Linked DNA regions of Homo sapiens: region 2 is linked to region 1. Evidence: read pairs that join two places in POLR2A ChIA-PET (ENCODE). Cell type or tissue: K562. All regions are shown on one strand. Links, peaks and the distances in the headings refer to the core of each region. The heading gives the core; the rest is flanking DNA.

Region 1 (8,290 bases), core at 1,303-6,302:
ACTGGCTTTCATTGTTTGAAGGCTGGTGAGAGAAGGGGTTACCTGCTGCACACCAGTGGGGAGTGACATACTCCTAACACATGCCAGAAACAAAAAGTTTGGTCATAAAACAGTTCTAATAAGAAATCTGCCTGGCCTGCTCACACCTGTAACCCCAGCACTTTGGGAGGCAGAGGGATCAGAGCCCAGGAATTTGAGACCAGCCTGGGCAACATGAGGATACCCCATCTCTACAAAAAATAAAAAATTAGCCAAGCATAGCGATGTACGCCTCTAGTCCCAGCTACTTGGGAGGATCACTTGAGCCCAGGAGGTCAAGGCTACAGTGAGCCATGATCGCGCCACTGTACTCCATCCAGCCTGGGTAACAAAGTGAGAACCTGTCTCAAAAAAAAAAAAAAAACCTGCCTACTCATACCGGTTCTATAGAAGAAAGTAGCAATCTCTATGTAATAAATAGCATTACCATTTTTAATATAGTAACATGACTGTCTTAACATTCAGAAAATATGGAAATAGCTGATTATTTCTTTTTACCTGCCTATGACCAGTGTTAAAAATTTGAGAGGTATACCTCTAGGCCTTTTTTTTTCTGTGTTCATATAAGGATGTATAGGTTTTAAGCCAGGCGCAGTGGCTCACGCCTGTAATCCCAACACTTTGGGAGGCCGAGGCGGGCGGATCATCTGAGGTCAGGAGTTTGAGACCAGCCTGGCCAACATGGAGAAACCCCGTCTCTACTAAAAATACAAAAATTAGCCAGGCATGGTGGCGGGCACCTGTTATCCCAGCTACTTGGGAAGCTGAGGCCGGGAGAGTTGCTTGAACCCGGAAGGCAGAGTTTGCAGTGAGCCGAGATCATGCCACTGCACTCTAGCCTGGGTGACAGAATGAGACTCCGTCTCAAAAAAAAAAGGATGTATAGGTTTTATAATATATTGACGTACTACATTTGTATTTCTTTATGACATGATGGTATAGCTTTTCATGCCAATTCCATGCCATGTCCTCTAGCCATACACTGCCCAGTATGGCAGCCACATGTGGTACTGAGCACCTGGAAAGCGGCGAGTATGACTGAAGAACTCAATTTATTTTATTTTAATGAATTTAAATAGCCACATGTGGTTATTGCAGCCACACTGGACAGCGCAGCTCTAGACTGCTTCACTCTCCTCGGTGACACACGACAGTGCCTTGTGTGCTGTGTGGTTCCACCAGAGCTTATTCACCATTCCTCCGCTGGCAAGTACTTAGATTCTTACTATCTTTACCATTACAAATGCTGCAAGATACAATGCTTGGTCAGAGCATATGTGTATTTTTAACTTTTTATAGTAGTTCCCACATGACTTTAAAAAAGGGTATACTGCTTTTTCATGCCAGCCAGTATTATTTTAATTTTGCTAATCTAATGGATAAAAAAAAAGATATTGCAGTTTTGTTTTGTTTTGTTTTAATTTTAGACAGGGCCTCACTCTGTCACCCAGGCCAGATTGCAGTGGCTCAATCACAGCTCACTGCAGCCTCAACTTCCCAGGCTCAAGTGATCCTCCCACCTCAGCCGCCCAAGCAGCTGGGACTACAGGCATGCACCACCACACCCAGCTAATTTTTGTATTTATTTATTTTTGTAGAGACGGGGTTTCACCATGTTGCTCAGGCTGGTCTCGAACTCCTGGGCTCAAGCAATTTGCCCACCTTGGCCTCCCAAAGTGCTAGGATTACAGGTGTGAGCCACCATGCCTGGCTATTACTTTTCTGTTTAGAAGACATTTACCTATGTTAGTGGTTAAATATTCACAGCATGTGGCATAAGAATTAGTATTAAGAACCTTTGTATGAGTGAGTGAGTGAGTGCACATTTGAGAAACAGAAAAGCAAATAAAAAAGGGGAAAAAAAGGAACCCTTGTAATCTGCTGGCTTACTGCTGAATTTATAGAATATAGGACTCAGATTCTGAATAGTTTAAAGTAGTAATTCTTACATATAATTTCTATGGATAGTCGAATCTCTGCTAGCTACCCAAAGATTAATAAAAACAGCATGAATGCAGTGGGTGTTCCCAAAATGGCTAACTGAATCTCAGAAGACCTGGGATACCAGTCAGGTGTACAGTGTGGAAGTAGAGAAGGGTAAGGCGGCACTGTCACCCCCAGCCAAGGGCTGCATTCAGGCATATGCCCAGACGGCAGGCCTTGGCAGGTCTACCTCAGTGCCTTCCAGAGAAAGACTGAAAAGGAAAGCTTAACGAAACAGGTCTAATGACAATATTCTTGAGCAAATACTCTATAGTGGTAACATTCCCATGAATTGATTTGATGTATCTGCAAAGGCAAAAGGAAACACGCAAAGACATCGAAGGCCAAAAACATTCACAGAAAGTCCTGGCCTGCCAGGCATGGTGGCTCACACCTATAACCCCAGCACTTTGGGAGGTGATGACAGGAGAACTGCTTGAGCTCAGGAGTTTGAGGCCAGCCTTAGCAACATAGCGAGGCTTCATCTCTACTAAAAATCAAAAAAATTAGCGGGGTGTGGTGGTTCGTGCCTATAGTCCCAGCTACTCAGGAGGCTGAGGTAGGAGGATCACTTGAGCCCGGGATCAAGGTGATGGAGCCTGCAGTGAGCTGAGATGGCACCACTGCACTCCAGCGTGAGTGACAGCCAGACCCCATCTGAAAAAAATATATCAAAAATAAAACAGTCCTGGCCCTCTTTGACTAGTCTGTCTCCACCAGGGCCTTTACTGTCTGTCTAAGTTTGAAAACAGAATAATGAAGGGGGAAATCACTAATTCTAACCCATTATATAGCAGTAGCCAAATTACATATTACAGGAGTAGAAACTGGATTGTGAATAAATAAAAATGGAGACGTTGTGGTAAATTAAATGGATGGTTATCAATCAGAAAGGTACTTCTTTGAACACAACTAAGGCCTTCTATAAGCAATACCATGATAAGCTTGCTTTATCTGATAGAAACTAATTTAAAAATCAATGTGAATTTACTGCACTGATGGGCAAAGAAACCCAGTGTACTAGAGTCATTAAGCTGATGTGTATTTCATTTATTTAAATCCTCACTGCTCTAAATTATTTATATTTTAGCATTTAGCTATGAATCAAGTTTAATCTTGAGAATTCACAGTATCATGGCATACTCAAAAATAGACTATAATTTCATTTTTCTTTTGAGTGAAAGTTTAAGGTAAGTTATGTTGATCTACTTTATTGACACAAGCATATTTATTTTCCAAATAAAAGTAATTCAGTTCCAGTACCACAATTTTTTTAAGTTCTAAGGTAGCTTTCTCAAAGAAAACCATTTCAGGGTGTCCATTAAAAGAGCATCTGCGAATTGTTTTTGCAGGGACTCCTAATCAGTCAGGAGAAGTAGAATGTAAGCAAAGTCACAAACCTCCCGTAAGAATTTGGTTCACCAGGACACAGCTCCTCTCTTATGAAGGGATGAGAAGCAGACCCCAAACCCAGTGTCACAGTCTCCCTGGAAACAGCAGCAGGCTTGGGGAATGCTTCCAAAAGGCTATGCCATTCAAGGTCTCAGGTTTTTTGGTTAAAAATACAACTTAGGCCAACTGCAGTGGCTCATGCCTGTAATTAATTCCAACACTGGGAGGCTGAGGCAGGAGGATGGCTTTGAGCTCAGGAATTCGAGACCAGCCTGGGCAACATGGCGAAAACCCATCTCTACAAAAAATACAAAAATTAGCTGGGCGTTGGTGGCTCGCACGTGTAGTCCCAGCTACGTGGAGGCTGAGGCTGGAGAATTGCTTGGGCCCAGGAAGCAGAGGCTGCCGTGAGCTGAGTTGGTGCCACTGCATTCCAACCTGGGTGACAGAGTGAGGCCCTGTCTCAAAAAAAATTGTGTGTGTGTGTGTATATATATATGTGTGTGTGTGTGTGTGTGTAATTATATGCAGGGGCTTCCAATTTTAACAGAACTGCTTTCAGCTGATAAAGTTAGGGGAGACCTGAACTTTTGGGGGCATGGGGGAGTGATATTAGCATGATTGATTGTATTTTAGAATATAAAAGACTAATGAAAACCTGTAAGTTCTGAGGTCCACACTTTGAGACATGAGTTAAAGGTTTTAATTTTAGCTGACTCATACCTAGGCCGATGATTCAGAGTTTAAGGAAAAGACAGGCTGGTTCTTCTTACCCGGCAGTTGTTTCTCCAGGACTTTCTGATCAAGTTGATGAGGGTATTTTATCTTCAGTGCTTTAAGAGAAACAAAGAAAAAGACTAATTGATATCTACTATTATATGGATTTAAATTATCCACACACATCAACAGATGGCCAAATGATAGAGGTATTCAGTGCAAATTGGCAGGTCTAATCAATGTTTAAAATTCTTTCTATTAATCCTTCCATGGATTGCTAACAACAACAGAAATAGCTGGACAATACTTTCCCTTTTCCCCACTTAGTACTTCTTTCCTTACAGCTTGGCTAGGTTTTCAAGTCATAAATTCACAAATCACAATTTGGTTCACAACTCCAATACCTCCCACATTTATAACACTATTAAATGAGTTTAAAACATAGGAGTTACAAAAATGTATAAGAATTTAAACATGTTTTAAAGAATTCATTTCTTTGACAGGGCGCGGTAGCTCATGCCGCTAATCCTAGCACTTTGGGAGGCCGAGGCGGGTGGATCTCCTGAGGTCAGGAGTTTGAGACCAGCCTGGCCAACATGGTGAAACCCCATCTCTACTAAAAATACAAAATTAACTGGGTGTGGTGGCGCATGCCTGTAATCCCAGCTACTCGGGAGGCTAAGGCACGAAAATCGCTTGAACCCGGGAGGCGGAGGTTGCGGTGAGCCAAGATCGTGCCACTGCACTCCAGTCTGGGCAACAAGAGCAAAACTCCGTCTCGATTAAAAAAAATTAGCCGGGCATGGTTGTGTATGCCTGTAGTCCCAGCTACTCCAGAGGCTGAGGCAGGAGAATCGCTTAGAACCTGGGAGGCGGAGGTTGCAATGAGCTGAGATCACACCACTGCACTCCAGCCTGGGAGACAGAGGGAGACTCTGTCTCAAAAAAAAAAAAAAAAATTTTCATTTAAAACTCAAGGCATTTACTTAGGTACTTAAGAGGTACACACTTAAGAGAAACACACTAACTGTTTCAGCACCTAAGCACTCAAATACAAATAAACTATTTGAATCTGAGATTCTTACTTAGTAGCTGGTTTTTCAGCATAAGTGGTTGCTGTGTTTTGAGTTCCCAATCTTCAGGTGCACCATATTCTGTTTAAGAAAGCAAAAGAGATGAATGATAAACCAAAGGCCACTATAAGTAAAAACAAAACAAACAAACAAACAAAGGATAGGTAAGCGTCCAGAGAGCCTGTGCCTTTCCCAGGACACATGGAGCTGCCTTTATTCAGTGTGATTTTTAGGAGTGATGGACAACGACCACTTCCAAGGGCAGAATCTTCTATCTACCCAGAGCTGCAGACTCTGTAGCTTATCTAGCTCATTGTTAATGACCAGTGAAACTCAACAAAAGACAACAAATGAAAAGCAACATGTTTACATGTGTATTACATCATTGTTCCTTAGGTGTCCTGACTCAAAACTAGCAAGAGAAGACTGCCTTCAAATACTTCAAATGTTTTCCCCGAGTGTCACCTTTGGTAACAGTTCTCTTTCTGCGCTGACAGAAACCTGGTGCCACCTGAGACACGATCCACAGGACACTTCTCACGTTTCCACCAGACCGTGCAGTGCCAGGCTGGGTGCTCAGTACCATACTGCAAACCAGTTCCTAGGCCTGGACCACAGCCTCCACAGGAGAGGAGGAAAGCAGTACTTTTTTCCTGCTCTAGGCCAAACAGTGACAACATTTCTCTAAATCCCCCCATCTATCTGTGCTTTTGTCTTCTAACATTCTTAGCAGTGAAATACTCAACAATACCTGCCCGGCTGCTTCACATCTTCCCTTGCCCACCCCCGAGTGATTTAGAATTCACCGAGCGTGGCCAGGAGATTGGGCTGGCTAATGGAGTCATTTGAAAGTGATTCCTCTAGGCTGCTTTTCTTCCTTAAACATACTGTTCAAGCCTGAAGCGTTTATGCAGCGAGCTTCTTGCATTAAGAAATATAAAAAAGGAAATAACATAAAAGCGAAATGTGGAGTAATAATGTCATCAAAACAAAATGGAAAGTACATCAGGGACAAAGACTCATGAATTCTTAGCTTCAAAGCCTGAAGAACCAGGCTGGAGGATTTAAGGAACCACCGTGCATGCCAAGTGCCAGCCTTGGTAGCGAGCCCTCGGGACGAGAGCTTACTGCAGAACTACACTCATACGAACTTTCCTATTCACTAGAATTACCTGGGGGGCTTTAAAAAAATACAGATGCCGGCTGGGCGCGGTGGCTCTCGCCTGTAATCCCAGCACTTTGGGAGGCTGAGGCGGGCGAATCACCTGAGTTCAGGAGTTTGAGACCAGCCTGGCCAACCTGGTGAAACCCCATCTCTACTAAAAATACAAAAAATTAGCCGGGCATGGTGGCAGACGCCTGTAATCCCAGCTTCTCAGGAGGCTGAAGCAGGAGAATCACTTGAACCCAGGAGGTAGAGGTTGCAGTGAGCCGAGATCGCGCCATTGGACTCCAGTCTGGGCAACAAGAGCGAAACACCATCTCAAAAAAATATATATATATACGGATGCCTCAGACATAAACTGGAGTGCTTCCTACCCTTCCTACAGTGGAGCATGGTGCGCCACCTGAAACCTGGTGGACATATGCAAGAGAAGAACCTACATTTAAGAAGTGCTTTCCCTGGCTGGGCGCGGTGGCTCACGCCTGTAATCCCAGCACTCTGGGAGGCCAAGGTGGGTGGATCACAAGGTCAGGAGATCGAGACCATCCTGGCTAACACGGTGAAACCCCGTCCCTACTAAAAATACAAAAAATTAGCCGGGTGTGGTGGTGGGCGCCTGTAGTCCCAGCCACTCGGGAGGCTGAGGCAGGAGAATGGCGTGAACCCGGGAGGCGGAGCTTGCAGTGAGCGGAGATCGCGGCACTGCACTCCAGCCTGGGCGACAGAGCGAGGCTCCGTCTCAAAAAATAAATATACAAAAATTAGCCAGGCATGGTGGTGTGCGCCTGTAGTCCCAGCTACTCTGGAAGCTGAGGGAGGAGAATCACTTGAACCCAGGAGGTGGAGGTTGCAATGAGCTGAGATTGTGCCACTGCACTCCAGCCTGGGTGACAGAGCAAGACTCTGTCTCAAAAGAAAAAAAAAGAAAAAGAAATGCTTTCCTGCTACGCACGGTGGCTCACACCTATAATCTCAGCACTTTGACAGGCCGAGGCGGGTGGATCACTTGAGGTCAGGAGTTCAAGACCAGCCTGGCCAATATGGTGAAACCCCGTCTCTACTAAAAATACAAAAATTAGTCGGGCGTGGTGGCGGGCGCCTCTAATCCCAGCTACTCAGGAGGCTAAGGCAGGAGAATAAATTGAACCCGGGAGGCAGGGGTTACAGTGAGCTGAGATCACTCCAGCCTGGGCCTGGGCGACAGAGCAAGACTCCATCTCTCTTTTTTTGTTTTGAGACGGAGTCTCGTTCTGTCGCCCAGGCTGGAGTACAGTGGTGTGATCTCGGCTCACTGCAAGCTCCGCCCCCCGGGTTCACACCATTCTCCTGCCTCAGCCTCCTGAGTAGCTGGGACTACAGGTGCCCGCCACCACGCCCGGCTCATTTTTTTTTTTGTATTTTTAGTAGGGACGGGGTTTCACCGTGTTAGCTAGGATGGTCTCGATCTCCTGACCTCGTGATCCACCCGCCTCAGCCTCCCAAAATGCTGGGATTACAGGCCTGAGCCACCGCGCCCGGCCAACTCCATCTCTTAAAAATAAAAGAATTGCTTTCCCTTCCCCAAATGCAAACCTCTCCATTTCAAGAACATAAACAGTCTCCCAGGTTCCTCCTGCTGAAAGATACTGCTCTTGCCCTGCCGCCCTCGCCCCAGGAAAGTGCCTATAGTCCATTCAGATGAATACAAGAAGCCCAGGAAAGGAAGAAGGGCAAAAGCAACACTGAGAACCTCTTTTGATACCCAAGAAAAAACTTTGTTCCAGCTGGAAATCCACCACCTGAAGGCCACCAGTGTATACGCACGTACTCAGGCAGAGGAACTGGTATCTGGGATGGGCTGTGAGGAATTCTTCGCTGAGTCTGTTTTTTTCCGGATCCTTATGTCCACCAGCCTGTTTCCACTCATTTCCAAAAGCTTTTC
Region 2 (6,560 bases), core at 1,561-6,560, 310 kb after region 1:
GCCGAGATCGTGCCACTGCACTCCAGCCTGGGCCACAGAGCAAGACTCCATCTCAAGGGGGAAAAAAAAAAATACAAAAAATTTAAAAATTAGCCAGATGTGGTGGCTCATACCTGTAATCCCAGCTACTTGGGAGGCCGAGGAAGGAGAATCACTTGAACCTGGGAGGCAGAGGTTTCATTGAGCCGAGATCACACCACTGCACTCCAGCCTGGGTGACAGAGCAAGACTCCGTTTCAAAAAAAAAAAAACAAACCGGCCAGATGTGGTGGCTTATGCCTGTAATCCCAGCACTTTGGGAGGCCGAGGCGGGTGGATCACCTGAAGTCGGGAATTCGAGACCAGCCTGACCAACATGGAGAAACCCCATCTCTACTAAAAATACAAAATTAGCTGGGCATGGTGGCACATGCCTGTAATCCCAGCTACTTGGGAGGCTGAGGCAGGACAATCGCTTGAACCCGGGAGGCAGAGGTTGCGGTGAGCCGAGATTGCTCCATTGCACTCCAGCCTGGGCAACAAGAGCAAAACTCTGTCTCAAAAAAAAAAAAAAAACCCGAAAACGAGAACTGAATTTATAACCTGCCATAATATATTGCTACAACTGCACCTATCCAAAAGATGTCCCAGTTCTTTCTTCATACTAATTAAATGTTTTTGATCCTGGATATTAGAAGTACTAAATCACTGAATCTTCTCTACCTTCTGTATGATAGAGTAAATAATTGACATTAAGGTATAAGAAAGTTTTATTCTTTGTACAAAATTAGTTATATTTAGTTCGCTAATTTTTAACCAGTGTTTCATGCCTGACAATATTAAGGAGTAAAAGAATATACAGGCCGGGCATGTTGACGCGTGACTGTAATCCCAGCACTTTGGAGGGCTGAGGCGAGAGGATTGATTAACGTGAGGACTTCAAGTCCAGCTTGGGCAACATAGGTAGACACCGACTCTACAAAAAAATATACAAGTAAGGCTGGGTGCGGTGGCTCACGCCTGTAATCCCACCACTTTAGGAGGCCAAGGCAGGTGGATCACTTGAGCCCAGGAGTTCAAGACTAGCCTGGGCAACATGGCGAAATCCCGCCTCTACAAAAAAATACAAAAATCAGCTGGGCGTGGTGGTGCATGCCTGTAGTACCATTTACTTGAGGAGCTGAGGTAGGAGGATCACCTGAACCTTGGGAGGTCGAGGCTGCAGTGAGCCACCCAACCTGGATGGCAGAGTGAGACCCTGTTTTAAAATAAGAAAGAAAAATTAAAAAATAAAAATCTAGCTGGTCATGGTGGCCAGCGCCTGTGGTCCTATCAGGAGGCTGAGGCTGGAGGATTGCTTAAGTACGGGAGGTCAAGGCTGTAGTGAGCCATGATTGCACCACTGCACTCCAGCCGAACTGACAGAGTGAGACCCTATCTCAAAACAAAAAAATAATCTATTGTCATCCCTTGATATCCACGGTGTATTGGTTCCAGGATCCCTCTCACATAGCAAACAGTATATATATATCTGCAGATGCTGAAGTCCCTTATATAAAATGGCACATTTGCATGAATGTATATTGTTATATATAATAAATTTTTTTATTGTCATATTATTTGTTGTTTTCAAGTATTTTCTATCTGCAGTTGATTGAATCCTCTGATACTGAACTCACGGATTTGGGGAGCTGACTGTACATACTATGTGATGTCATAAATTTTTCTTCTCTCAGTAACAACCCATTACTACATTTCCTTTCAGTTTTTCCTTGTGCTGCCATTTTTATAGTTGAACTTGTCTCTGTGAACTTAAATTATATTTACATCTTATTTTATGTTGTTTTCTGTTATGTAAGCATGTTCCATTGAGTGATATAACAGAGTTTATACTGTCATTTCTCTCATGTTGGACCTTGGTAGAATTCTCTGTTTTTCCCTGTAATAATGAAATTGCAGTGGTTATGTGTTTTTTGTTTTTGAGACAGAGTCTCACTCTGTTGCTCAGGCTGGAGTGCTTTGGCACGATCTCAGCTCACTGCAGCCTCTGCCTCCCAGGCTCTAGCGATCCTCCCATCTCAGCTTCCTGAGTAGCTAGGACTACAGGTGTGTGCCACATGTCTGGCTAATTCTTGTATTTTTTTGTAGAGACAGGATTCACCATGTTTCTCAGGCTGGTCTCCAACTTCTGAGCTCAAGTGATCTATCCGCCTTGGCCTCCCAGAGTGCTAGGATTATAGGTGTGAGCTACCCCGCCTGGCCTGGTTATGTTTTTTTCCCCAAAAGTTTGGATTGTAGATTACTTAAGATAGATCCCCATTAGGATATACTAGGTTAAGATGTGTTACCATTTTGAAGACTCTTGATGAGAATTGCCTGGTAGCTTTTTTAGAAAGATTGTCACAGCGTTTGTTGCCATTGTTACTGTATTGTAGTTACCTTTCTGCTTGTCTGCTCCCTTTCTTCTATTACTTGATAAGCTTCTAAAGTCCTTTAACAAACATCTCATGGATATTCAGGGTTGTTAGCATTAATGGCTCTATATTGGAACAGAAGTATAACAGAATTTTGGATCTAAATGGAACCCTAGAGGGTGTCTAGTCCAACATCTCGTAATGGAGCGTTCCCTGCCCTCTGGTCAGCTAATACAATGGGGCTTTGACAGAAAGATGGCTATACGAAGGAGGTTTATTCGTTTAAAATATTGCATATGGGGGCCAGGCGCGGTGGCTCATGCCTGTAATCCCAGCACTTTGGGAGGGCAAGGTGGGCAGATTACAAGGTCAAGAGATCGAGACCATTCTGGCTAACGTGGTGAAACCCTGTCTCTACTAAAAATACAAAAATTAGCTGGGTATGTTGGCCCGCGCCTGTAATCCCAGCTACTTGAGAGGTTGAGGCAAGAGAATCGCTTGAACTCAGGAGGTAGAGGTCACAGTGAGCCGAGATCGTGCCACTGCACTCCAGCCTGGCAACAGAGCGAGATTCCGTCTCAAAAAAAGAAAAAAGAAAAAAAGCCAATATTGCATATGACTAATCTAGTCTAGAACCTCATTTTACAATGAAAAAAAAAAACCACGAAGCCTGTAGCATTGTGACTTAGCTGAACATTTCACAAGGCAGCTTGAGTGCTTTCTGAGGAAACACTGGTGACGAGCATGGTGATGAGGAGACTTCGAGTGCAGCAGCTGATACACCTGGGATTGGATGGGGCTTATCTGTGCAAGCTTGAAAGTCGTTCTCATCTGTTAAAGTGACACTTTCACTAGTTTCTTTGCAGATGGGTTTCTGGTAGCAATTAATGTATTGTGTTTTCTTTTGCAGAATACAGATTCTGTTCATCTTGCTCTGAAATTAAATAATTCTGAACTCATGGGGAGAAAACTCAGAGTCATGCGTTCTGTTAATAAAGAAAAATTTAAACAACAAAATTCAAATCCACGATTGAAGAATGTCAGTAAACCTAAGCAGGGACTTAATTTTACTTCCAAAACTGCAGAAGGACATCCTAAAAGCTTATTTATTGGAGAAAAAGCTGTTCTCCTTAAAACGAAGAAGAAAGGACAGAAGAAAAGTGGACGCCCTAAGAAACAGAGAAAACAGAAATAACAACCAGGAACTGCTTTTTCTTTTCCTGCTGAGTACTGCTAATAAAAGTGCTATTATCTGCTGATAGCATCGTCTGCTATTCATGTGTTGAGTTTTATACTTCTTTATGGATGGTGTATGTGAAATGTGGAGACTTCCACATTCTCAGTTTATTCACATTGTGATACTACCTTTGAAGGTTTTTTTGTTTTTGTTTTGTTTTTTGAGATGGAGTTTGGCTGTTGTCTCCCAGGCTGGAGTGCAGTGGCGTGATCTTGGCTCACTGCAACCTCTGCCTTCTGGGTTCAAGCGCTTCTCCTGCCTCAGCCTCCCAAGTAGCTGGGATTACAGGCGCCTGCCACCACGCCTGGCTAATTTTTTGTATTTTTAGTAGAGACGGGGTTTCACCATGTTGGCCAGGCTGGTCTCGAACTCCTGACCTCAGGTGATCCACCTGCCTTGGCCTCTCAAAGTGCTGGGATTACAGGCGTGAGTCACTGCACCCAAGCCTCCTTTCTCTTTTGCCTATTAAACCTCTGCTCTTAACCTTACTCCGTGTGTGCTCAAGTTCTTGATTTCCTTGGCATGAAGCAATGAACCTTGGGTATTACCCCAAACGATGTCGCTTCAGTATCTCACTTTGTTGCCCAGGCTGCTCTCAAACTGCTGGACTCAAGTGATCCTCCCACCTTGGCCTCCCAAAGTGCTAGGATTACAGGAGTGAATCACTCATCAATTCCAAGGGGCTAGAACTCCCAGGAACTGGGGACAAAGGCCAGCCAAATTCTTTATTATGCAACCTCGTGTTACTGGAAAAGGATCCAGATCCAGACCCCAACAAAGGGTTCTTGGATCTTGCCTAAGAAAGAATTTGGGGCCAGTCCACAGAGTAAAGTGAAAACAAGTTTATTAAGAAAATAAAGAAGATCACTCACGGTGGCTCATGCCTGTAATCCCAGCACTTCGGGAGGCCGAGGTGGGTGGATCACCAGATGTCAGGAGTTTGAGACTAGCCTGGCCAACATGGTGAAACCCCATCTCTACTAAAAATACAAAAATTTGCTGGGTGTGGTGGCACATGCCTGTAATCCGAGCTACTGGGGAGGCTGAGGCAGGAGAATCGCTTGAACCCAGGAGGTGGAGGTTATAGTGAGCCAAGATCATGCCACTGCACTCCAGCCTGGGTGACAGCAAGACTGTCTCAAAAAAAAAAAAAAAAAAAAAAAAAAGTGAAAGGTTACTTTGTAGAATGGTGCATACCCTAAAGCAAGAGAAGGAACATGTCCACCTTAGGTACAAGGCTTGTTTGTATTGAACAGCAAAAAAATGAGGAAGATGAGCTCTACTCCAAGAGCTTGTGACAAAGGATTTTTTGTGTGTTTGTTTTGAGACGAGGTCTTACCCTGTCACCCAGTTTGGACTGCAGTGGTACAATCATAACTCAACTGCAGCCTCAACCTCCTGGGATTAAGGGATACTTCCGCATCATTCCCCATGTAGTTGGGACCACAGGTGTGTGCCACCACGCCTGGCTAAGTTTTTAATTTTTTTGTGGAGACAGGGTCTCACCATGTTGCCCAGGCTGGTGTTGAACTCTTGGGCTCAAGCTATCCGCCCATCTGGGCCTCCCAAAGTGCTGGGATTACAGGTGTGAGACACTGCCTGGTCTTTGTCAAAGGACTGTTAATCCTGTGTAACTACTGTCTTCTGCAAGGATCAATATTATCTTTAAAGGGAAAATTAAACTAAGAATGCTTTTGTTCTTAAGATATCAGGACATCAGGACATTTCCTGGGTCTGTTAGGTAAACATTATTAACTTGTTCCCTTCCCTGTAAATATCCTGTGACCAAGAATGCCAAACTTCCTGGGAATGTGCCCCAATAGGTCTCAGCCTCATTTTACCCAGCCCCTATTCAAGGTAAGGTAGCTCTGGTTCCAATGTCTCTTGACACTGATGCTTGACTTCGATACCCCTCAACTTACAGTGTCTGTTTAATGCCTGCTTTCTGCCCACGATTTTCCTTGTCAATATCTTAAGTTAGATCATATATATATATATTTTGTTTTTTTGAGACGGACTCCTGATCTGTCACTCAGGCTGGAGTGCAGTGGCTCGATCTTGGCTCACTGCAACCTCTGCCTCCTGGTTCAAGCGATTCTCCCGCCTCAGCCTCCAGAGTAGCTGGGATTACAGGCCCCGGCCACCATGGCCAGCTAATTTTTGTATTTTTAGTAGAGACAGGGTTTCACTATGTTGGCCAGGCTGGTCTCAAACTCCTGGCCTTAAGTGATCCGCCTGCCTCGGCCTCCCAAAGTGTTGAGATTACAGGCGTGAGCCACCGCGCCTGGCCTGATCATGTGTATGTTTTCGTGTGGCTATAAAACAATTCACGTTTTCTATTTTTTCTTCAATTGTGTATATTTTTCAAGAAATTACTCCATTTAATTTTATTCCAGTTATCATAAAATGAGGCTATCCTGTAACATTCTTTTGAAATGGAACCACTACGCACAATGGATTGTGGCAACCTGAAAAGAAAGTACAGTTTAATTCAAACAAGTCACAGGCTGCCTGTGTTAGACAAGATGAAGCATTCGCAGTCTGGGACCCTGCATCTCTGTCTGCCACAAACAAGGCTGTCAGCTAGTCTTCTGAGTACGTGCACGCCAGTAACGCGTACGCCTCGTTACAGCATGGTCGGCGGATATGAAAAAAAGTCCGTGGTCACGTGCAAATTCCCGACTCCAGTGCGTACACCCAGCGGCGCAGGGGAAACGCCGGCTTCGCCCACTGCGCAGGCGCAGGAGCCGCGCTCTGGGCCTCTGCTCAGGCTCTGCCGCGGACGACCTCGAGGCCCTTAGTTGACTGGGACCGGAAGTGGCGTGTGCTCGGCCTTTCTGTGTTCCTGGCCCGCGGCCGTCGGGTGTGAGCTGCGCCGACCGCTCTGAGGGTTCGTGGCCCACCGCTCCTTCGCGGTCCCTGCCGCCACC

The links. ChIA-PET counts read pairs that join two places held together with the same protein. Peaks named below come from ENCODE experiments on the same cell type or tissue, not always from the same donor. Only the 100,000 strongest peaks of a DNase experiment are listed, where the experiment ranks them.
Region 2: POLR2A ChIA-PET joins it to region 1 with 7 read pairs; 4 of 35 experiments call an interaction of 5 or more read pairs at or near these places.

Annotation. Positions count from the first base shown.
Region 1 is chr1:235,438,809-235,447,098 of GRCh38, reverse strand. TBCE (tubulin folding cofactor E) reads right to left here. Exons shown (of 17, transcript NM_003193.5): 13 at 8,177-8,290; 14 at 5,217-5,285; 15 at 4,188-4,247. It also overlaps a transcript of B3GALNT2 not described here. Among named protein-coding and RNA genes, the nearest start is that of B3GALNT2, 61 kb to the left of the region's middle. RefSeq lists an enhancer at 3,669-4,868. In K562, for the core only: no CTCF peak of the experiment used is centred there; a DNase peak (open chromatin) is centred at 4,168.
Region 2 is chr1:235,128,741-235,135,300 of GRCh38, reverse strand. It overlaps TOMM20 (translocase of outer mitochondrial membrane 20), which reads left to right and starts at 6,464. Exons shown (of 5, transcript NM_014765.3): 1 at 6,464-6,560. It overlaps RBM34 (RNA binding motif protein 34), which reads left to right. Exons shown (of 11, transcript NM_015014.4): 11 at 3,304-4,118. The coding sequence ends at 3,588. RefSeq lists enhancers at 6,187-6,286, 6,517-6,560. In K562, for the core only: no CTCF peak of the experiment used is centred there; a DNase peak (open chromatin) is centred at 6,360; H3K4me3 peaks cover 363 bases.